Linked DNA regions of Homo sapiens: region 1 is linked to region 2. The links are chromatin loops, found by intact Hi-C in ENCODE. Cell type or tissue: endothelial cell of umbilical vein. All regions are shown on one strand. Links, peaks and the distances in the headings refer to the core of each region. The heading gives the core; the rest is flanking DNA. Region 1 overlaps LOC105378029 (a long non-coding RNA gene). Region 2 has its middle 640 kb from the start of MIR4465.

Region 1 (11,348 bases), core at 2,341-10,340, 130 kb before region 2:
GGATCCAGCTAGGGCGGCAGCTGTCAGAGGTTGTAATGGGGACTGATGGGGTAACTGCGTAGAGGAGGAGGTTCGATTTTCATGGTGTATGAGAAAACATTGAGTATCTATGAGCAACCTTTCACTGTTATTTCGGGGCTGGGTATAAGTAAACAAGAAGAGGGCCTGGGAGGAGAGTCTGACTCGCAAGGGGAAGGTAGCCAAGGATGGAGTGAAATACAGGGTAAGTGTCTTCCTGAACAATAATTACTGCTAATGTTTTTGCGTTTGTCAGTATCGATAGAGGGCTTGTCCGTAATATGGAGCTGGAAGGCTCCCATTGTTTCAGTGATGTGTGTAGTTGGGCTTTGGAGATGAAGAGTAAAGGAACATCGAGAAGGTGAAATATTACCTAGGGGAATTCCAGTGGGTCTTTGCCGAGAGATAGATAAAGGACCGGTCACAGGAATAGTAGTTTGTGTTGTGAGAGGTCCAAATATGGGGGGAGTAGAGTTAATATAAAGGTTTTTTAAATAAGTGTGGAGGAGGGTGGCAGCTTGCTGATGTGAGATGTCTGGGGAGGTCTTGCTGGACCTGTCTAGAAAGTAAATGAGTTCTTCAGGAGGGTAAAGGTGAGGGCTGTTAAAGGAAGTTCAGAGGTGTAAGGAGACAGGAGATGTTGCCGAGTCTGTCTGTAAAGTAGGGACAGCTGTGTAGGCACTGGAAGAAAGGGAAATGCAAAGCCAGCAGTTGTTCGCTAAGGAGGGATTAGAAGCGTCTAGGAGAGAATGGGTAAGGTTGATAGTGTGGTGGAGATAGCTGGGGAGAGGTAAAGGGTGGCATAAGAATGGGAATGAGAATAAGAGTGAGTATAAAAGTGAAGAATAGAACTTCATCAGGGTGGAAGTATTGGAGGGTGCCCTGCCTGCAAAGATCATCTACCCACTCTAAGAGGGAATTAAGAGTAGTGGTTTGGGGATAGCACCAAGAGATATCAGCTGTGATGGCTTGAAGAAACAGTGTAAACCGGCAGTGTAAACAAGAGTAGGGCATTTATAAGTAGTTAAGAATGGAGAATAGGAGTATGACTAGACAGAAAATAGTAGGGATGACAAGTTTTTTGGGGCTCAGCCTAAGTGGTGGGGGTGACGTCATAAAGCCCCGTTGCAAAAAGTAGGGTAAGGACGAATAGACCTAACAGAATGAAGGGATGTATTAGGCTCATAAGGGTTATTACTGTTCTTCAGAAATATGAGTGAGTTTAAGGGAAGTAGGGGAGAGTACTTGCGACTTCCAGGAGGAAGAGGAGGGATTAGGCTGGCTGTCTGATGGACAGAGCTTTATTCTGGAATGGTGAATCCAGTGGGGAGGATCCTGCAGGCAGACAGCAGTTGGGGTACTATAGATGACTAAGTAGGGTCCGGTCCATTGAGGTTGTAGAGTTTGAGGGGTCAATTCTTAACAAGAACTGATCGTCCAGCTAGGGTGTCTTCATATGGCTGGGGATCTGGAGTAGGCAATAGAAGATTAGCAGCCTGGCGAATTTCCTGTCTAGCCTGTTGGAAGACTGTAAGATAGTCGCCTAGAGGGCTGGAGTCTGGGATGAGGTTGGGGCCAAGCAAGAAAGTGTGTCCATATAAAAGTTCAAATGGACTGTACCCTGTAGCATCTCGAGGACAGGCTCTAATTCTGAGAAGCGCAAGAGGTAAAAGTACTATCCAATCCTTTTTAAGTTGGAGGCTGAGCTTGGTGAGATGTGTCTTTAAAAGACCATTAGTCCCTTCTACCTTTCCTGAAGATTGAGGATGGTAAGGGATATGAAGGTTCCATTGAATACCTACAGCCTGAGAAACTGCTTCGGTGATTTGACTAGTAAAGGCTGGTCCATTATCAGACCGTATAGAGGTGGGAAGGCCAAACTGAGGAATTATGTCTGACAGAATGGAAGAAATGACTGTGGTGGCCTTCTCAGACCCTGTGGGAAAGGCCTCTACCCATCTAGTGAAAGTGTCTACTTAGACTAAGAGGTATTTGAGTTTTTGTGACTCGGGGCATGTTGAGTAAAGCTAATTTGCCAGTCCTGGGCGGGGGCAAATCCTTGAGCTTGATGTGTAGGGAAGGGAGGCGGCCTGAATAATCCTTGAGGAGTAGTAGAATAGCAGATGGAACACTGAGAAGTTATTTCCTTGAGGATAGATTTCTATGATGGAAAGGAAATGAGAGGTTTTAAGAGGCGGGCTAGTGGCTTGTACTACAGCATAGCCTGCCTTTGCTGGTGTGTGGTAATTAGGCCTGGTGGAACCGTCATCAATAAACAAAGTGTGATCAGGGTGAGAAACAGGGAAGAAGGAAATGTGGGGAAATGGGGTGAACATCAGGTGGATCAGAGAGATGCAGTCATGAGGGTCAGGTGTGGTATCAGGAATAATGTGGGAGGCCGGATTGAAGTCTGGGCCAGGAAAAATGGTAATTGCAGGAGACTCAACAAAGCATGAGTGCAGCTGAAGGAGCCAGGGAGCAGAAAGTATATGTGTCAGGTGTGAGGAAGAAAATAGATTTTGGAAGTTATGAGAGCTGTAGAGAGTGAGTTGAGCATAGTATGTGATTTTAAGGGCCTCTAAAAGTATTAGGGCAGCAGCAGCCACTGCACGGAGACATAATGGCCAGCTTAAAACAGTAAGGTCAAGTTGTTTGGACAAAAAGGCTACAGGACGCGATCCTGGTCCTTGTGTAAGAATTCCGACTGCACAGTCCTGCACTTCGGCTGTGTGTAATGAAAAGGGTTGGGATGAGTCAGGGAGAGCTAGAGTGGGGGCAGTCTCTAAAGTTGTCTTCAAGGAACGGAAAGAGGAGTGGGGAAAGGATTTAGGATCTATGGGGTCAAATAGGTTTCCTTTTGTGAGCTTATATAATGGTTTTTTTAGGATGGCAAAACTAGGTATCCAAAGGCGAAAGTATCTAACCATGCCGAGGAAGGAAAGGAGCTGTTGTTTTGTAGAAGGGGTTGGGGTTTGAGAGATTAGTTGAACACGATCGGCAGGGTGAGCACGTGTGTTTTTATGAGAATTATGCTGAGATAGGTAACAGATGAGGAAGAAATTTGGGCTTGACTGAAGTAATGGGGGTTTTCTATGAAGATTTGTGGCAGTACAGCCTAGGTAATTTGCTGAGCTTGATGGGTGTCAGGGTCAGTCCAAGTGAAAGTGAAGAGAGGCTGGGATGACGGGTGCAAAGGAATAGTAAAGAAAGCATGTTTGAGATCCAGAACAGAATAATGGATTGTGGAGGGAGGTATTGAGGATAGGAGAGTATATGGGTTTGGCACCATGGGGTGGATAGACAAAACAATTTAGTTGATAAGGCATAGATCCTGAACTAACTTGTAAGGCTTGTCTGGTTTTAGGACAGGTAAAATGGGGGAATTGTAAGGAGAGTTTATAGGCTTTAAAAGGCCATGCTCTAGCAGGTGAGTGATAACAGGTTTTAATCCTTTCAAAGCATGTAGTGGGATGGGATATTGGCATTGAGTGGGGTAAGGATGATTAGGTTTTAATGAGATGGTAAGGGGTGCATGATCGGTCACCAAGGAGGGAGTAGAGGTATCTTATTCTTGTGGGTTAAGGTGGGGGAATACAAGAGGAGGATGCAAAGGAGGCTTTGGATTGGGAAGAAGGGCTGTAATGAGATGCAGCTGTAATCCAGGAATAGCCAGGGAAGCAGATAATTTAGTTAAAGTGTCTCAGCCTAATAATCATACTGGGCAGGTGGGGATAACTAAAAGGAGGGCTTAAAAGAGTATTGCCTAAGTTGGCACCAGAGTTGGGGAGTTTTAAGAGGTTTAGAAGCCTGGCTGTCAATACCCACAACAGTTATGGAGGCAAGGGAAACAGGCCCTTGAAAAGAAGGTAATATGGAGTGGGAAGCCTCAGTATTGATTAAGAAGGGGATGGACTTACCCTCCACTGTGAGAGTTACCTAAAGCTTGGCGTCCGTGATAGTCTATGGGCTTCCGAGGCAATCGGGCAGCGTCAGTCTTCAGCCGCTAAGCCGAGAAGATCTGGGAAGGAGTCAGAGAGCCTTGGGCCAGAGTTCCAGTGGCTGCCAGGTGAGTTGAACAGTCTGATTTCCAGTGGGGTCCTGCACAGATGGGACACGGCTTAGGAGGAATCCCGGGCTGCAGGCATTCCTTGGCCTGGTGGCCAGATTTCTGGCACTTGTAGCAAGCTCCTGGGGAAGGTGGTTCTGGAGGAACGCCTGGCCACTGTGGTTTAGGCGTTTGGAAGTTCTTGTGTGCTGGAGATGTGGCTGGGGTTTGTCTCACAGTGGAGGAAAGGAATTGAAACTCAGAAATATATTGCTACTTGGCTGCCTCTATTATTGTACACCTTGAAGGCGAGGTTAATTAAGTCCTGTTGTGGGGTTTGAGGGCCGGAATTTAATTTTTGGATTTTTACTTAATGTCGGGAGCAGATTGGGTAATAAAATGTATATTGAGAATAAGATGGCCTTTTGATATTTTAGGGTCTAGGGCTGTAAAGCGTCTCAGGGTTGCTGCGAAACGAGCCATGAACCGGGCTGGATTTTTATATTTGATGAAAAAGAGCCTAAACGCTATCTGATTTGGGATAAAGAAAAAGGAGCATTAGCCTTGACTATGCCTTTAGCTCCAGCCACCTTTTTAAGAGTAAATTGCTGGGCAGGTGGTGGAGGGCTACTCATGGAACTTAACTGTAAACTGGACCAGGTGTGAGGAGGGGAGGTGATAAAGGATTATAGGGTGGAGGAGTGGAGGCTGAGGAAGAATTGGGACCTAGCTCGGCCTGGGGAGGAGGGGAGAGGTCAGATGGGTCTGTAGAAAAGGAAGATTAGAAAGACTCAGTGATGCTTGGGGTTGAGACGGAGGGGACAGGCAGGAGGGAAAGAAGGAAGATTCGGGATGAGTTGCATTGGGCACAGAGACTAGGGAGAGACTGATGTGTAGAAGAGTGCCTGGACATCAGGCACCTCAGACCATTTGCCTATTTTAGTCCAAGACAAGAATTATTTAGATCTTGCGGGATGGAAAAATTGAAAGTGCCTTTTTCTGGCTATTTGGAACCACTGTCGAGCTTGTACTGGGGTCAAGCGGCATTGTAGGAGAAAATAAGGCATTTACGTTTTAGGTTCGGTGTGAGTTGAAGAGGTTTTAAGTTCTTGAGAGCACAGGCTAAGGGAGACGGAGGAATGGAGGGTGGAAGGTTGTCCATAGTGAAAGAGGCAAGCCTAGAGAAAAGAGAGAGTAGAGACATGGAAGGGGTTCAGGGGTTCTTACCTTCCAGAAAATTGAGAAAGGGGTCGGGGCATGGAAATAAGGGATTGGGGCACAGAGATAAGAGGTCAGGGCACAGAAATAAGGGATTGGGGCACAGAGATAAGAGGTCGGGGCATGGAAATAAGGGATGAGGCACAGAGATAAGAGGTCAGGGTGCGGAAATAAGGGATTGGGTGTTCTTTTCTCCTGGAAAAGCAGGACTTGCCACTAAGGGTGAAGGAGAAGGGGTTTGAGGGGTTCTTGCCCCTCACCCAGAAAAGCAGAGAAGGGGTGGAGACATGGAGAGAAGGGATTGGGGTACTTGCACCTCCCCTAGAAAAGTGGAACTTGCTGCTAAGGGTGAAGGACAAAGGCAGGCATCCCCGTGTGGTCTGACACCTCTGAAACCTGGGTAAATAATCAGGCATCCCTGCAATGATTAAACACCAAGGGAAGGCTGCCTTCCCTAGTCCATGACCGGCGCTGGAGTTTTGGGTCCACAGGTAAAACGTGTCTCCTTTGTCTCTACCAGAAAATGAAAGGAATTGAAATTAAGAGAATTGGGAGATTGAAGTGTGGCACCAAGATTGAAAGGAGAAAGAGGTTGAGGGATAGTGACGAAGGTTGGAGAAGAGAGTAAAATGAGGCCACTTACCGGATTTGAAATTGGTGAGATGTTTCTTGGGCTGGTCGGTCTGAGGACCTGAGGTTGTAGGTGGACCTTTCTCACGGAGCAAAGAGCAGGAGGACAGGGGATTGATCTCCCAAGGGAGGTCCCCCGATCTGAGTCACGGCACCAAATTTCATGTGCATCCGTGTGAAGAGACCACCAAACAGGCTTTGTGTGAGCAATAAAGCTTTTAATCACCTGGGTGCAGGCAGGCTGAGTCCGAAAAGATAGTCAGCCAAGGGAGATAGGGGTGGGGCCGTTTTACAGGATTTGGGTAGGTAAAGGAAAAAGGCGGGTTGTTCTCTGGTGGGCAGGAGTGGGGGTCACAAGGTACTCAGTGGGGTAGCCTTTGAGCCAGGATGAGCCAGGAGAAGGAATTTCACAAGACAATGTCATCAGTTAAAGCAGGAACAGGCCATTTTCACTTCTTTTGTGGTGGAATGTCATCAGTTAAGGCAGGAACCGGCCATCTGGATGTGTATGTGCAGGTCACAGGGGATATAATGGCTTAGCTTGGGCTCAGAGGCCTGACAGCCAGGGCTTGGACACCAGACCAAATTGAGAACTAGCTAAAACAGGGCTGCAGTGGAAGAAGCTTTCCATCAGACATGTCCACCAGTGTGCCATGTCAGTTACATGGCAATACCTGGGAATTACCACCTCTTTCCTTGGCAATGACAAATGATCCAAGAGTTACTACCCCTTCCCTAGAAATTTCTGCATAAACCACCCTTTAATCTGGATGTTATTAAAAGTAGGTATAAATGTGACTGCAAAACAGCCCTGAGCTCCTACTCTCTGCCTATGGGGTAGCCCTGCTCTGCAGTAGCAATCATAGAGCTGTACCACTGCCTCTTCAGTAAAGTTGTTTACTTCTACCTGTGGCTTACCCTTGAATTCTTTCCTGGGCAAGGCCAAGAACCCCCTCCTGGGCTAAGCTCCACTTTAGGGCTTGCCAGCCCTGTATCAATTAGTACATTTCTATTAACTAAACAAAAGGCTTTATTTACATTTTACCAGTTTTTAAAAATTCTTTCTCTGGACCAAGATCTAATACAGGATATTACATTATATTTAGTCATTTCTCCTCAACCTCCTTTGGTCTTTGACAGTTGCTTACTTATTTATTGTTACTCATTGCTTTGAAATTTGAAAGAATTCTGGTCTGGTATTCTAAAAAATGTCCCAGTTATAAATGATTTTTATCTGAGCAGTGGTATCATCAGTGCTTTTTTTCTTTCTTGTCCCTTTTTATCGTTTTTCTTGAATCTTAATAATGAACCATAATTAGATCTATTACTTTTCCTATCACAATGTTGGCCAGACATCTTATACCACACATGACAACTTCTTAGCTCATCTTTGTGTCCTGAATGTTCCTGTGGCCTCCAGCTGCACACAGGGACAGATTCACAAAGCCTAAGTTTTTCTTTCTTTCTTAGGGCTCCTGTGCTTTTGTTCCCTGGATGCCTGCCAAGCTTGCTCACATGCACACTCTTACACACCTTTAAAGAACAAGGGATGGGATCTGATGGCTATAAAATCCCCACCTTCCATTTTTCAGACAGAAAATTCTCAGTTGCATTTATGTGATTCATTCTGTTCCATTGAATTCCATTGAATTCCACTGAATTCCATTCCATTGAATTCCATTCCATTCTATTCTCAAGTAGATTCTACACTGTCTTTAGAAGGATCAAGACCCAGTGGCTCAAAGCAGAAATCAGTGTTAAAAAATACTCTTAGGTAGGGCCAGTCAGGGTGACTCATGCCTGTAATCCCAGTACTTTGGGAAACTGACAAAGGAGGTTTGCTTGAAGCCAGCAGTTTGAGACCAGCCTGGGCAACATAACAAGACCTCATCTCTACCAAAAAAATGTATTTTTAAAAAATTTGCTGGGCATGGTGATGTGTGCATGTAGTCCCAGTTAATCAAGAGGCTGAGGTGGGAGGATCAATTACACCCAGGAATTCAAGACTGCAGTGAGTCATGATCCCACAGCTATACTCTAGCCTGGGTGACAGAGCAACACCCTGTCTCTAAGCAAACAAATAAGCAAACAACAACAACAACAACAACTCTTAGAGTGACTTTTCTTCCTTCTATACTTTACTCTTTTCAGTTCCCTGACTCCAGTTCCCTTGGTACAAGCATTTTAAGGTGAGGGGGTGGGGTGAAGTGGCAATCAAATCTCAGACAGAGTAAAACAAAATAATTTTTAAAATGTGTGTAAGTTCATCACATGTTATAAGTAATATCCTTGGCCAGTGCTCATGTTATTTAGATCACTTAGTCTAACATTTATCACATCTTATTTGTAGGCATAGGAGAAAAGATTGAAACAAGGGGAAAAAATCTGATGCCTTTTTAATTTACAGTGGTCTCTTGAACAACATAGGTTTGAATGGCATGAATGCATTCATATGCAGATTTCCTTCCCCCTCTGCCACCCCTGGGACAGCAAAACCAATCCTTCCTCTTCCTCTCCTCCTCAGCCAACTCAAAATGATGACAAAGATGAAGACTTTTGTAATGATCCACTTCCACTTAATAGTAAACATATTTTCTCTTTCATATGATTTTCTTAATAATATGTTCCTTTCTCTAGTTTATTTTATTGTAAGAATACTGTATCTAATACATATCACATAGAAAATATGTGTTAATTGACTGTTTATGTTATTGGTAAGGCTTCCAGTCAATAATAGGCTATTAGTAGTTAACTCTTTGGGTTAGTCAAAAGTTATACATGGACTTTTTGACTATTTGAGTGGTTGGTACCCCTTAAAGACCTACATAGTGAAAGTGAACATAATAGATTTGATCACTGATATTAATTAAGCACAATGAGGTCTTTCAAGCCAATAAAATTAGGTAAAGTAAAATGAAAAGGAAGAAATCTCCATAGATACTTTTATCTAAGTTTTGAGTTCTAAAATTAATTCACAAGGAGATAAAAACTAGAATAAGGAGATAAAAGTTGGTCATTGTTCTCTATTATATTTTATGTTTGTACCATGACACTGTTGGAGGATGTGGAATCATAACAAATTACTCTGTTAAAAACAAATATTCTTGTCTTTTGCAATTAAAAGAGCTTAGCAATGGCACAAACCAGCATGCATATTAGAATTGAGATAAGAATTAAGGTAAATAATAGTGAAGTATTTCTTATGCAAGAGAAAGTAACAAATGAAGGGCAGGATTTTCCTTATTATCACAGACTGTAACATCCAACACTCATTTCTTTACAGGAAAAATATTTCATACTCTGTACAAGGCACTGTGCTAAAAACTGGGCATGTATCAGTGAACAAAACCCACGTAGTCACTGGGACCATGAGACTCCAAGTGGTAGGAAAAGTGTATGCTAAAACACTTACATAAGCAATACTTTTGAGGACTTACATAAGCAATACTTTTGAAATGTGACAGATGAAGGAAAACATTAGGATACAATAAAACAGAACAATCTGAGTGGATATCAATTTAAATTAGGTAATTAGGAAAGACCTCCTTTAAGTAAAAAATTAAGCTGACCCATAAACCATGGTTGACTTTCTCAGTGAAAAGAAAGACAAAGACTTCTGAAAATAAATAAAGGAAAATTTAAGAAGCAAAGAAAAACTATAAAATATGTATGTTTCTGGTAAAGCATACTTACTAGAAATACTGGAAAATATTGACATGTTAAAAATTACTGACAGCCCAGGTGATACATTAATAATAAATTTGATCCAGTCAACAGAATGAGGTGATGAATTTGCAGTGAAAAAATAAAATAGAAAATACCAGAAGAATAACTATGTCTCTTTAAAACATCCAATTATTGTAGAAAAATGAGTTTACACAAAAAAAATAGGAGTTGTTTTGCTTAAGGGAAAAACAAAACTTTATAATAGGATTTACAATCTTAGCTTTCCTACCGTAGAAGCCCTACTACAGTAGAGTAGGTTATTAAATATTGGTAATATTATAAATATAATAATTATTCAGCAAAGTAAATGTAAAATGTAGAAATTAAAGATCCACAATTATTCTTTAGTGTATTTGATTAAGAAATTGAAGCACTGAAGCAAATATTACTTATACTATTATTTATATTAGGAATATTTACACATTATTATGGTACAGTCTCATTGGTACATTGGGCAAGAAATGTTTGATTTCCACCCAGACTAGAGTTATCCATTTGAGAATGGCTTCTGCATGTTCCATATTCAATTATAAACATAAATTGTATTTATACATGGCTTGGTCTACTTGTTAATTTTCTTTCTCCTCCTATAGAATGTAAGCTCCAAAATTATGCCTCTCTTAATTTTGTCCAGTATCTTCAATAGAATTTTCTAAGTATTCATTGAATTAATGAATGAAAACATTATTTTAAAATATTTAGCATTAACAATAGATTTTCATGAAACAGAAACACAATGTAAGTGTACATGTTATCTTCAAAGCAAAATCAATTTCAGAATAATGTGGGGAAAAGACTGTTTACCTTTAATTCCAGGAAAGGTAATTCAATTGCCATTATACAGTTAATAAACCTGAAATTCAAAGACAAATGACATGCTTTTGGTAATTTAGCTTTAAATGATATGATTGGGAGTGGGCACAAAGTATTCTGTCATAGATGAGGATTATTTTTAATAATCATTTATCTTCATTCTGTGAATTGAGCTTATGTAGTTTCCTATGCAGACTGTTAGATGAAAACTACTTATTTCCATAAACTAGATTCAAGGCTAGTTATACATTTATTTATTTTTCTTTTTCTTTTCCTTTCCTAATTCGTGAGGTTGCTGCATATTTGAGTTATTATAATTCTAATTATTCCTCTCTCCTAACCTCTCTTTACTGTTCCCTTGATGACCATTGCTTAGTCAACCTGATGAAGCTTGCCTAATAAACTCTTGACATTATAGTAAGGAATTCAGTGGCGGACAGTATATTAGAGGGGTTAATATTGTAGGCTCTGGCACCAGTGCATGGATCCCAGTCCTGTCTTTATCACTTAGCAGTTGTGAAAACTTTAGCAAGTTATTTAACTGTACTTCAGCTCTTCACAGGTAAAGCAAAGATAATGAAAGTATCATTTAATTCCTTGGGAAGACTTCCTTGATCTTTCTACAAGGTTAAGTTGACTATTCTATGATCTTGCAAAACATTACCTTTCTTTTGTAGCAGTAATAACACTTTAACACTTGTAATTAATTTCACATCTATTTGTAGAATGTTTAAGTTTTGGATAATCTTAATGCTATAATCTACATGACAGTATTACTTTTTGGGTTGATTATTGTTTTTTGTTTTTTTTTCTTCGCTCATCATTACATACTTGATAGCTGACACATAGTAGATGCTCAGTGTACAAATGCTGAATTAATGAATAAATTTTCATATTT
Region 2 (11,348 bases), core at 1,961-9,960:
ATAGAAGTACAATAAAAAATGAATAAGGTAATGATAAGTAAAATATTTAAAATAATTATTATTTCTAGCTACAGGAGAATATGTTTAGCGATGAGCACATGAATGATTTGAAAGGAACTGATGCTGTGCTGTCTCTTAAGATGCATAACAAATACACATCTTAAATTTTTTTGGGATATGTATACAACCTTCATTTAAGAAATTACTTATAAAACATTAATGTCAATGCAAGAATTTTTAAAACAATAATTTAGATGTAACACACAAATTTATAATCATTGTAGGCAGCCAAAGATGCTACATTCCCAAAATGAGACAATTAAATAGAAAATGGAAAGTGAAAGATTAGTTCAAAATATATTAAAATGTAGACTTGAAAAGTTTCAATGGCTTACTAAACATGGAACATGAGAAAAATGTAATGTTTGTCATTTTACAGCAAGACAGTTGCTTGAGAAAATAGGCAAACGTTATTGCTTTTTATTAAAGCAGGGGCTCACTACCTTCACTGGGCATCAGAATCACCTAAATAACTTGTTAAAATACAAATGGATGGACCCTACCCTAGATTTTCTCATGCGTTTTTTTTGTTCTAGAATGGGGCCAAAAAGTTTCTATTTCTAAGTTTACACATGTTGCTGGCCCACAGGTCACACTTGGGAAGATATATCTTTGTAAAGTAATGAACAGATTTGAAGATTTGTACATGATGTACAACATTTCTGTTTATCTAAAAAACCCACATTTTTGTTTTTATTATCCACCTAGAATTTTCTACTCAAATCAAAAGAATTTTTCCTGAGAAGTAGGTCAAAAAGAGCCTCCCAGTCTTTATTTGCTTTATATCCTCCCTTTGAATATTCCCTGCCTTGATAAAAAATCTCTCTTCTCTTTTCTTTGATGGATATAATGTTCTCTTAGTTTATTTCTTGCCAGATCTTTTAACTCCCTTTTCACTCTGTAGTCCTATGAATCCTCACTTCTTTCCTAGAGGCCCTATCTTTTTACTCTGCAGAAGTTTTTAGGAACTCTAATCTATTCCCATGGCTGCAATTAGATTTATACAAAAATGTATTAATCTTGTCAATGATATTGAGGCATCTCATGTCCAGTTTCTAATTTCCAAGGGAGAGATGCTGAAAATCCTGTCTAATGAATCTATCTATATGAGGTTCCTTCTATTACCCTGTTCTACAGAGCAAAGTTGCTATATTCACCTTCACAACATTCAAAATAATATTTAAATTTTATTCTAAAATTTAAAAATAAAATTTTAAAATTGATTCTGTTTAAATATTAAAAATAATGCTAAATAGCATTAAACCAATTATATAATATAGAAGTATAAATATTGTATTAATATCTTCTTCATTTCCAGACTTTGAATTTCCTTCAACTGGGAATCATTATCTTTTGGTTAAACAAAAATTACCCAAGAAGGGTGAGTGAGAAATACATATTTAGACTTATGAGACTTAAAGTGGAAAACACTACAGATAAAGAAGATATGTTATTTTATTATTTTTAATAAAAAATTATTTTCTCAATATCTGTGGAAAATAAAATGTTTAGAAATTAAAAGGAGTAAGAAAAAATGTTTTCTACAAAGAAATAAAAACTGACAGTAGAATGTCTACAGCAAGTGTAGAGGATAATGGAACAAGATACAGAAAATACTGAGAAAAAAATACTGTCAGCTAAGAGGTGTAATCTCAGCTACATATCATTTACCATGTGGAACAAATTACAGACATTTTTCCAACAAAAATATTATCATCATTAAAGATAGTTCTAAAATGTACATCAGAAAGAAGAAAAATGATCATAGTAAAAGAACCTGAGATACTAAATGGTTATTTTTTAAATGGTAAATTTGTGGAGAGAGATGTATATATGCATATATATATGCGTATATATATGCATATATATGTGTATATATATGCATATATATGTGTATATATGCATATATATGTGTATATATATGCATATATGTGTATATATATGCATATACGTGTATATATATGCATATACGTGTATATATATGCATATATATGTGTATATATATGTGTGTGTATAACCAAAACTGATTTTATAATAATAAAATAGTTTTTGTACTGTGGAGTTATTTTAATGAACAACACACTAAATGTGGCATTCTGATTCAAATAATTCTAAAGTATTTGGCTGGGGAAAGGGGAAGAATGTCTATAGGAATCTTAAATATAAATAAGGTAATTTTAAACGTAATCACTAAGTTAACAGAAATCGATCTCATAATGAGGAGAAAGATAAAAGAGGAAACCATTAAAAAAATCTGAATGAATCCGATAGAAAGAAAGAAACATGAAGCATGAAGAGGGCAAGTGAGAGAAATGTGGGAGAAATAAAATGTGAAAATAGAATAAAAGAAATCCACATATATTCACCAACATTCCTTTAATAAATAGCTTCAATAGAGCCCAAAGTAGAAAGATAAGTTGAGAAATTCATAATAATGGTGAGTGTTTATGTTATTTCTCTTGGTTAGTCAAATGTCAAGCAGACCAATAGCAACATACACAATAGACAGACATAGTTTTTCTCTATCCCTCTCTCTCTCTTTCAAACACAAAAACACATGTCATTACATATTTCTTTTGGTATCATGGTGCACTCTAGAATATTGATCACATTCTAAATCATAAAGCAGGCATATTTTGAGGACTTGGTAGAATACATATCACGTTTACTGGCCATGACAACTTTAAATATAATGAATAGAAAAAAAATTATAAGAGCTTATACAATTTACATTTTAATAAAACACACATCTAAATAATTTGTAAGTCAAGTCATAATGGGTTTGAATATAAAAATACACTTAGAATGGAGTGATAAAAATACTATACACAAAAATGCATGTTAATGCAGCTACAGAAATATTTACAGATAAATAGATACATACTGTTGAATACCTTCATTAAAAAGAAAGGTTAAACATGAATAAGCTGGTATCTAACTTAAAGAGTTGGCATACTAAAATGAAACAAAGAGATAATTCACATAATATGGAAGGATAGAAATAAGAGCACAAATAAGTGAAACACAATTATCATTAAAAACATCAATGATATTAAAATGTTATTGTCTGGAAAGAATAATAACACTGAGCAACCTATCATTTATATGACCAACTGACAAAGTACAAAGCAGAAGATAAATACTGGAAATACTTTTTAAAGTTTAAAATATATTATCATAAAAAAGATAGCAATATAATATAAATAACTACATTTCAATATATTATAAAATGGGTAAAATATTAAAGATTTGAGAAAATGTAAATAACCAAAATATGCTCATGAAAAAAGGTAGGATATCTGAATTGTAGTATTGGGTTTAAAATCTCCCCCCCCACACAAAAAAAGCCTAGATCATTTTAAATTCAAATTCTATTAAATTTTCAAGAAGCAAGTACTTTTAATCTTACGTACAGCAAAGTAAACACTCTCCAACTTACATGTTGCTAACATCCTCGGCACCTACATCAGACAAGGACACTCATAAATATAGATGAAAATACTTAACAAATATTAACAAACTGAATATTTCCATAAATATACAACGTGGTACATCATGGTCGGTTAGTTTATTTCAGATAAGCAAGGTTTATTCAGCATTAGAAAATGTGTTCATGATAATAATATGGAGAGACAAATATTTAAAACTTTTTAAACACAGAATTAAAAAAAAAGATGATAAACCAGGAAAAGGTGTTGCAAAAAGTTAACTGAAAAAGATTTATATTCTTTATATAATTTCATAAATGAAGAATAAAAAGACAAACCAATAGAACTAAGTCTCAAGTCATAAAATGCATAAATATTAAATACTACTATACTAAGATATCTTTTTTGTGTGTGTATATATATACTGAATACTAAATGCTACTATACTAAGGTATCTTTTGTGTAAGGTATCTTACAAAAGATATCTTAGCATAGTAGTATTTAGGGAAAATCTAAATAAAATAAAATACCATTTTATGTTTACCACATTGGCAGATCTTAAAATATGTGTCTCTGAGGAGAACAAGGGAGAAGGAAAAACTAGAGTTGTCTGTATTATTTTTGTCACTTTTCTGTAAATTTAGGACTATCCTAAAATAAAAAGCTTATTTAAAGAAAACTAGTAATTAAAACAATGCCTGGTATATAAAAGGCATTCAATAAATATTGTTGCATGAAGAAATGTGATATTGAGGATGTGGCACAACATTCACTAACACAAATGTATTAGTAGTGTAAATTGATGCAAAAAGTTTTGAAAAATAAAGTTAATTATTTCCAATAAACTAAATACTTGTATGTTTAAATTCTACCCCAAGGGTGATGATATTTGGAAATTGGGGGAACTTTGGGAAGCGATTAGGTCATGAGTGTAGAACATTCATTAGTGACATTAGTGCCTTTATAATTTCACCTTCTAGATGTGTCTGTGTCCTCTTGTGGTGGAAGGAGTGAGAGTTTGCTCTGGGGCTACAGGCTCAATTTTTATGTCTTTTCAAAAGAAAATTGGGATTTTGGTCAGTGATTGGTCCATGGAGGTAGAACCCTCATGAATGATATTAATGCCTTATATTTATTTTTATTATTGTAAATTGACAACTTATAATTGTATAAATTTATGGGGTACAATGTGATGTTGTAATTTATGGATACAATGTGGGATAATGAAATCAAGCTAGTTAACATATCTATCACCTCAAATACTTAAGTTTTTTGTGAGTAGAACATTTAAAATTTACTCCCTTAACAATTTTGAAATGTGCGATGTTATTGACTATGTTTATTGTGCTGTGCACTAGAACTCTAAAAATGGAAAACATATTCCTCCTGCTTCACCAAAATTTCATATCCTTTGACAGTCATAAACCCATTATCCCCACACCCCAACATCTATAACCACCATTCCATTCTCTGCCTCTATGAGTTTGATTGTTTTGGATACCACATATAAGTGAGAACATGCAATAGTGGTCTTTATGTGCCTGACTGATTTTGCTTAGAACAATGTTCTCCAATTTTATCCATGTTATTGTAAATGATAGAACTTCCTTCTTTTTTAAGGCTGAATAGTATTCCATAGCGAATCTATACCAAATGCTCTTTATTCATTTATCTATTTTGTTTTTGAGATGGAGTCTCACTGTCACCAGGCTAGAGTGCAGTGGTGCGATCTCAGCTCACTGCAACCTCTGCCTCCTGAGTTCAAGCAATTCTCCTGCCTCAGCCTCCTGAGTAGCTGGAACTACAGGCACACACCACCACGCCCAGCTAATTTTTGTATTTTTAGTAGAGACGGGGTTTCACCATGTTGGTCAGGATGGTCTCAATCTCATGAACTCATGATCCACCCGCCTTGGCCCCCCAAAGTGTTGGGATTACAGGTGTGAGCCACCGCTACTGGCCTTTATCCATTTATCTATTAATGGACTCTTAGGTTGATTACTTTCCTTGGCTGTTGCAAGCAGTGCTGCAGTAAACCTGAGAGTGTAGGCATCTCTTTGACAAATTGATTTCAAATATTTTAGGTAAACCAGAAGTGGGTTTGCTGGATCATGTAATAATTCTATTTTTTTTGTGTGTGAAAACTCCATAGTGCTTTCCATAATAACTGTACTAATTTACATTCCCACCAACAGTGTAGACGGGTTCCCTTTTCTTCACATCCTCACTAACACTTCTTACCTTTTGTCATTATGATAAAAGCCATTCTGATAGAAGTATGATTATATCTCACTGTAATTTTAATTTGCATTTTCCTAGTGTTTAGATTAACAATTACGTCAACATAGTTGTTTCCTTTGCTGTGCAGAAGCTGCTTAGTTTGATGTAATCCCATTTGTCTATTTTTGCTTTTGTTACCAACATTTTTGGAGTCAAATACAAAATATTGCTCAGACCAATGTCGTGTAGTTTTTCCCCTGTTTTTTTTCTAGTACTTTTAGAGTTTTTGGTTTTATGTTTAAGTCTTTAATTCATCTTGAGTTGATTTTTTATATAGTGTGAGGTAAAGGTCTAATTTCTTTCTTCTGCCTATGGAAGTCATATTTTTTCAAGACAATTTATTAAAGAGACTGTCCTTTTTCAATAGCGTATTTTTGGCACCTTTGTTGAAAGTCAGCTGATCCTACATGGGTGGGTTCATTTCTGGGCTCTTTATTCTGTTCCACTGGTCAGTGTGTATTTTTTTTTCCAATACCATGTTGGTTGTTTTAATTACTATGGCTTTATAGCATAGTCTGAAATCTAGTAATGTAATAACTCTTTGTTCTTTTTCTCACAAGTGCCTTGGCTATTCCAGGGTGTGTGTGTGTGTGTGTGTGTGTGTGTGTGTTTGTGTGTGTGGTTCCATAGTGCCTTTTGAAAAGGCCCCAAAGAGACCACTAACCCCTTTCATCATGTGAGGACACAGCTAGAAGGCACCATCTATAAACCTGAAAGTGAACTCTAACCAGACTTTAAATTTACCTTTCCCATGATCTTAGGCTTCCCAGCATCCAGAACTGTAAAAAATAAATGTATGTTATTTGTAAGCTACCCAGCTTTTGTTTTTCTTTTAACAGCAGCCTGAACATACTAAGATAATATCCAATAAAGTTAAACATGTGCATACCTTAATAAGCTAATTTTAATGTGTGTTCCTTGAAATTGTCAGGATACACAGATGCAAAACGTATTCTTACCCAGTTTCACTTTCTCCAGTTTAAGTTTACCACAGTCAACTGCAGTTTGAAATTTTTAAATAGAAAATTCAATAAATAAACAATTTGTAAGTTTTAAATTGTGTGTCATTCTGAATACCCTGAAGAAACACTGTACCATGTGATGATTCATGTCGTGGGTGTTTTGTCCCACCCGAGACATGAGTCATTCTTTCATTTAGTGTATCCATGCTGCGTACATTACTTGCCTATTAGTCATCCGCATCATCAACATCATCACAGCTCGATGATGCAGGATCACTCAAAGCAAATGATCTCTTTGTGACTATTGTAAGAAGGTGACTGGTAACCTAATGCTACAATGCCTACCTCATTCACCTCACTTCATCACATCACATAGGCATTGTGTCATCTCACATCATAACAAGGAAATATCTTATTATACTACACATCTAAGTGTGCAGTACGACAAGATATTTTGAAAAAGAGAAAGAGACCCCGTTCCCATAACATTTATTCATGTATATAATTATTCTATTTTTATTATTGTTCATCTTTTATTGTGCCTAATGTATAAATTAAACTTTATCATAGATATGTATCTACAGGAAAAAGAGTATATATAGGATTTAATACTATCTACAGTTCAGGCATCCACTGGCGGTCTTGGCAGGTATTCCCCATGGATAAGGGGGGAAGATACTGTATATAAAATTATAGATATAGATATAAATTTGTATGTATATGTATACCTTGGATTTTATATATTGTATATTATGAATATATAATATATACAGTCTTGCATAAAACTTAGTAAAATAATATATTCCAAATAAATCATAAATTGCATATTCTTATAAGCAGCATAGTACATTAATAACTTTTGGTATGTTCAAAGTATATGTTGGATTGCATGGAATAATGAAATACAGGAGCATGCTTCAGTATGTATGAATGATTTCACCAAAAATTAATCAATAATATAACCAGTACAAAACATTATTATAATATTTTTATAAACAGGTAAATGTGAATAATACATTATGTAGAAATACATTTGAGTCTGGTAAGCTGATATTAAAAAGCATGAAAATAATTATTTTGGTATATTGGTCATCTAAAGGTGGAGAGATGAGGTTATAATATTTATAAAAGCAAAGAATGAAATTTAAAATGTTTGTCAGTGTCCTATTTTTTAAGCTGTGTGTGGGGCGCGGACACAGGTATTTATTTTTATACAAACATGTATATTTCAAAATATGTTCATATATTCATAAGTATATATGATATTTTTCACAATTAAGATTGACATATTTAGCAACAAAGGATAATTTTTTATATAATTATGTCCCATGCAATATGTAGGTTACATTTATAGCAGTAATTTATTCATTGGTTATGCTAAATTCAAATGTAATGGAGCATTTTGCATTTTATGGTAACTCTACTCCCAGTAAATATTATACAAAAATCAATTAACTTTAGTTTATTGATCTTGTACGTGGTAACCTGATGAACTCTTGACTTATTTCTATTTCCCATTCACTTGATTCACTTTTGTTTTTCAAGATTTCTACCATGAATGTTCATCTCTTCTTTTCCAAATTTTATTCTTCTTATGTTATCTTTAAAGCATTGATTATTTCTGAAAGTACAAACTAAATAGTAATGCCAGATTTGATGACATTGTCTTGTTCTTCATGTGAATGGTAATAATTACTGTTTCAGCAAGAGTAAGATGTGCTTAATGAATAGAGGTTAAAAGAAAAGAAGCTCATAGTAAATAGCCTGAGTTGAAATGCCAAAGGAGACTCTATTGTAATGACATGGGCATGATGGTGGACAGCATTTGGGAAATATGCTGGGTGTTATACTGGTTTACCTGTAGTAGGTACTGGTTTACCTGTAGTAGGTACTGGTTTACCTGTAGTAGGTACTGGTTTGAAATTGAGTTGACTTCAAAAGAGGAAAAAAAAGAATATGGAAGTTGTGGTTTTGAATAACTGTCAATTCAAACAAGCATATGTGGTTCTTTTGACCTGTCATTTTTCTTAGTAACTCTGTAAAGAAACTTTAAATAGACAAAACACTTTTACTAGATCCCCATTTGTTTTGTTCTCTACCTGTGTGTTTTATTGCCAAGACTAGCACATATATTGGGAGATAGGGGATTTCATTCCCTGGATGGCTTGTCATGTGAATTGAGAATGTTGTGATTCCACCAGGCAGGGACTACAACTGAACTACTCTCTCTGTTACTTTTGGCCACTAAAAAGTAATGTGCAATAGCACTAGCAATGAATAGGAAGGCACTGCATTTGTATATCACACATTATTCTTTGATATGCAGCTGACTTATGCTTCCTTCATCTAGGATTTATTTATATTGAGTTTATAAATGAGATTTCTTTTCATTTTCTGTCCTTGTTTGGTTTTAGTATGAGAGTTTTAAAAATATTTTAAAATTTATATTGTTCTCCCACAAGATACTATGCTCTGCCACAGTGCAATAGTTGGAAATTTTCTCCTATTTTGAGGGTTGAGTTGGCAGCTGGGTGTGGGGTGGTCCATGGCCACCCAGTATTACAGAGATCTAAACTGTGTTTATCCAGTATTACCGAGCTGTAAATGATTTAATGTTATTGGTTATTTCTGATTTCAGTTAATTAAAATTTAATAAATAAATCCAAAATAGAAATACACATCAATTTTCTTTTTAATTATTATCTGCAAATGTCATTTTAAATTTGGCATTTTACATTAGTATACCCCTTATATACTAGAGTTATATTTCAGAAGCTCCATGAAAATAAATTTTGTAACTACCCTGACAACAAATATATTTGAATGCAGCTGGTACTTCTTCATGTTATTCTCTCTCTGTTTCATCCAAACCTCAGTAGACCACTAAGCAGTTAAGAAGCTGGGTTTGTCAGTTTATTTTCTTACCAAAACTGAAAAAAAAAAGAAAAAAAGGTGAGTTTGTGGAATATATTGTGAACTGAATGTTTAGAATCACATTTTCGAAATATTTTATTTAAATAAATGAGTTTTTTCTTTTCTCCTTCCTTCTATCTCTCTTCTCTCCAGGCCCATTCCTGAAAATTCTAAAAGACTCATATAGAAATATGAAAGAGGATCTCCCTAGAGGAGTAAAAACCTTTGAAAGCTTCTAAACAAAGAACAAACCCTTTGGGCTGAAAACAAGAACATGTAAAAAAAAATTTTTCTCATATACATGACCCCATGAAAGCTTCCATTTGGGAAAAAAATAGCAGAGTTTGCAAGCTGCAAAAAACAATGTTGTGCCCTAAGGATCAGTAACATTATTCCATAGATATAACAGTGCAATCTAATGATGTTTCATTGGCTGAGGGCCTTGTCAATTGATAGCCAGAAGGACAATTTGGTGTTCACTGGCAGACCCTTGGATGGGAATATTAAAAAGAAACCACTAAGAAATCATAAACATATGGAATCATTAAATCAGAATACACTTAAATTTATTTTCTGATTGGTGAATAGTCTTAGGTTAACATAGTTAAAATGCCAACATTACATTCTTTTGTTTAATTTTAATTGTTATTATTACATATTTTGTGTCCTATATTTATATCTATTTATCTTTTATATTCCACCTACATCATGAATAATTTATACTTTTTAAGCCACTTTTTGACTTTGCTCCTTTATTTTGGCTAAAATATTATTCCTTTAGTATTGCTGTAATTTCCCCTAACCCTTCTAGTATCTTGCCATGTAAGTTTCTTATGGTCATTTTCTACAACTCATACACATGTTTAGAAGACTTTACTTGGCTGATTTAAATTCCAGGACCAAGCTAGATCTCCTAAATGATCAAGTTTTACTTTCTACTTTATATTATACATGATTATAAATATAGGGCATAATGGTTTTACGATTGGCCTAAAATAATACTAACTTTTAATGAAAACATTTTAAAAGCTGTTGGAAACATTTTAATAGAAAAATTGTTTCTTAAACTATGCATTTTCATAGCACTAAAAATTGTATTACTCCAGTTTTTGTATTATTTAGGACTCTAGCTACAAAAACAATTAGAGAATTTATTGCCTTATTTCTTTCCCTGAATTTATTTTCAGAAAAAATAATATTTCTCTTAATATTTAATTTCCTTTCATATGAATTACCAATAAAGAGCCGAATAAAGACCTATATAAAAATTATCATGTAATATAACCAGCATGTTTTAGGTAGACTACTCATTTTAGCATTTTTCAACCTTAAGAGAATTATCTAGAAGTGTGTTTTACAGTTCATATGTAATTATTTGAAGTATTGATAGACTTTAGAGGATGCCATTAACTATAGGGCAGAATGCAATGATTTCCAGTCATGACTCATTTCTAAAAACTTCACTAGTTTGATTTAATAAACAGTGGGTGGAATACTCTCTAAATGTTAGTTTGAAAAATGAATGATAAAATTAGCCACTTAAAATGAATTTAAAACGTGGTAGAATAAAAAAAACCACAAGCCCTCCTTCTTCCCAAGTAAACACCAACTCAACAGTAGCACATGAACTAATGCTTTCTTTGAGAATTTCAAAGCCAGTTGAGAGTGCCCACCAAATGAAGGTGAAACCAGCCCCATTGACACT

What was found. Hi-C counts contacts between places; a loop is a spot of excess contacts. Peaks named below come from ENCODE experiments on the same cell type or tissue, not always from the same donor. Only the 100,000 strongest peaks of a DNase experiment are listed, where the experiment ranks them.
Region 1: a loop joins it to region 2, with 8 times the contacts of the local background. A loop is called at or near these places in 1 of 110 quality-filtered maps.

Annotation. Positions count from the first base shown.
Region 1 is chr6:141,447,949-141,459,296 of GRCh38, reverse strand. It overlaps LOC105378029 (a long non-coding RNA gene), which reads right to left. Exons shown (of 3, transcript XR_943077.3): 3 at 8,291-11,348. Among named protein-coding and RNA genes, the nearest start is that of GJE1, 680 kb to the left of the region's middle. In endothelial cell of umbilical vein, for the core only: no CTCF peak of the experiment used is centred there; a DNase peak (open chromatin) is centred at 7,126; H3K27ac peaks cover 2,105 bases.
Region 2 is chr6:141,322,237-141,333,584 of GRCh38, reverse strand. No RefSeq gene overlaps it. Among named protein-coding and RNA genes, the nearest start is that of MIR4465, 640 kb to the right of the region's middle. In endothelial cell of umbilical vein, for the core only: no CTCF peak of the experiment used is centred there; a DNase peak (open chromatin) is centred at 6,884; H3K27ac peaks cover 1,223 bases.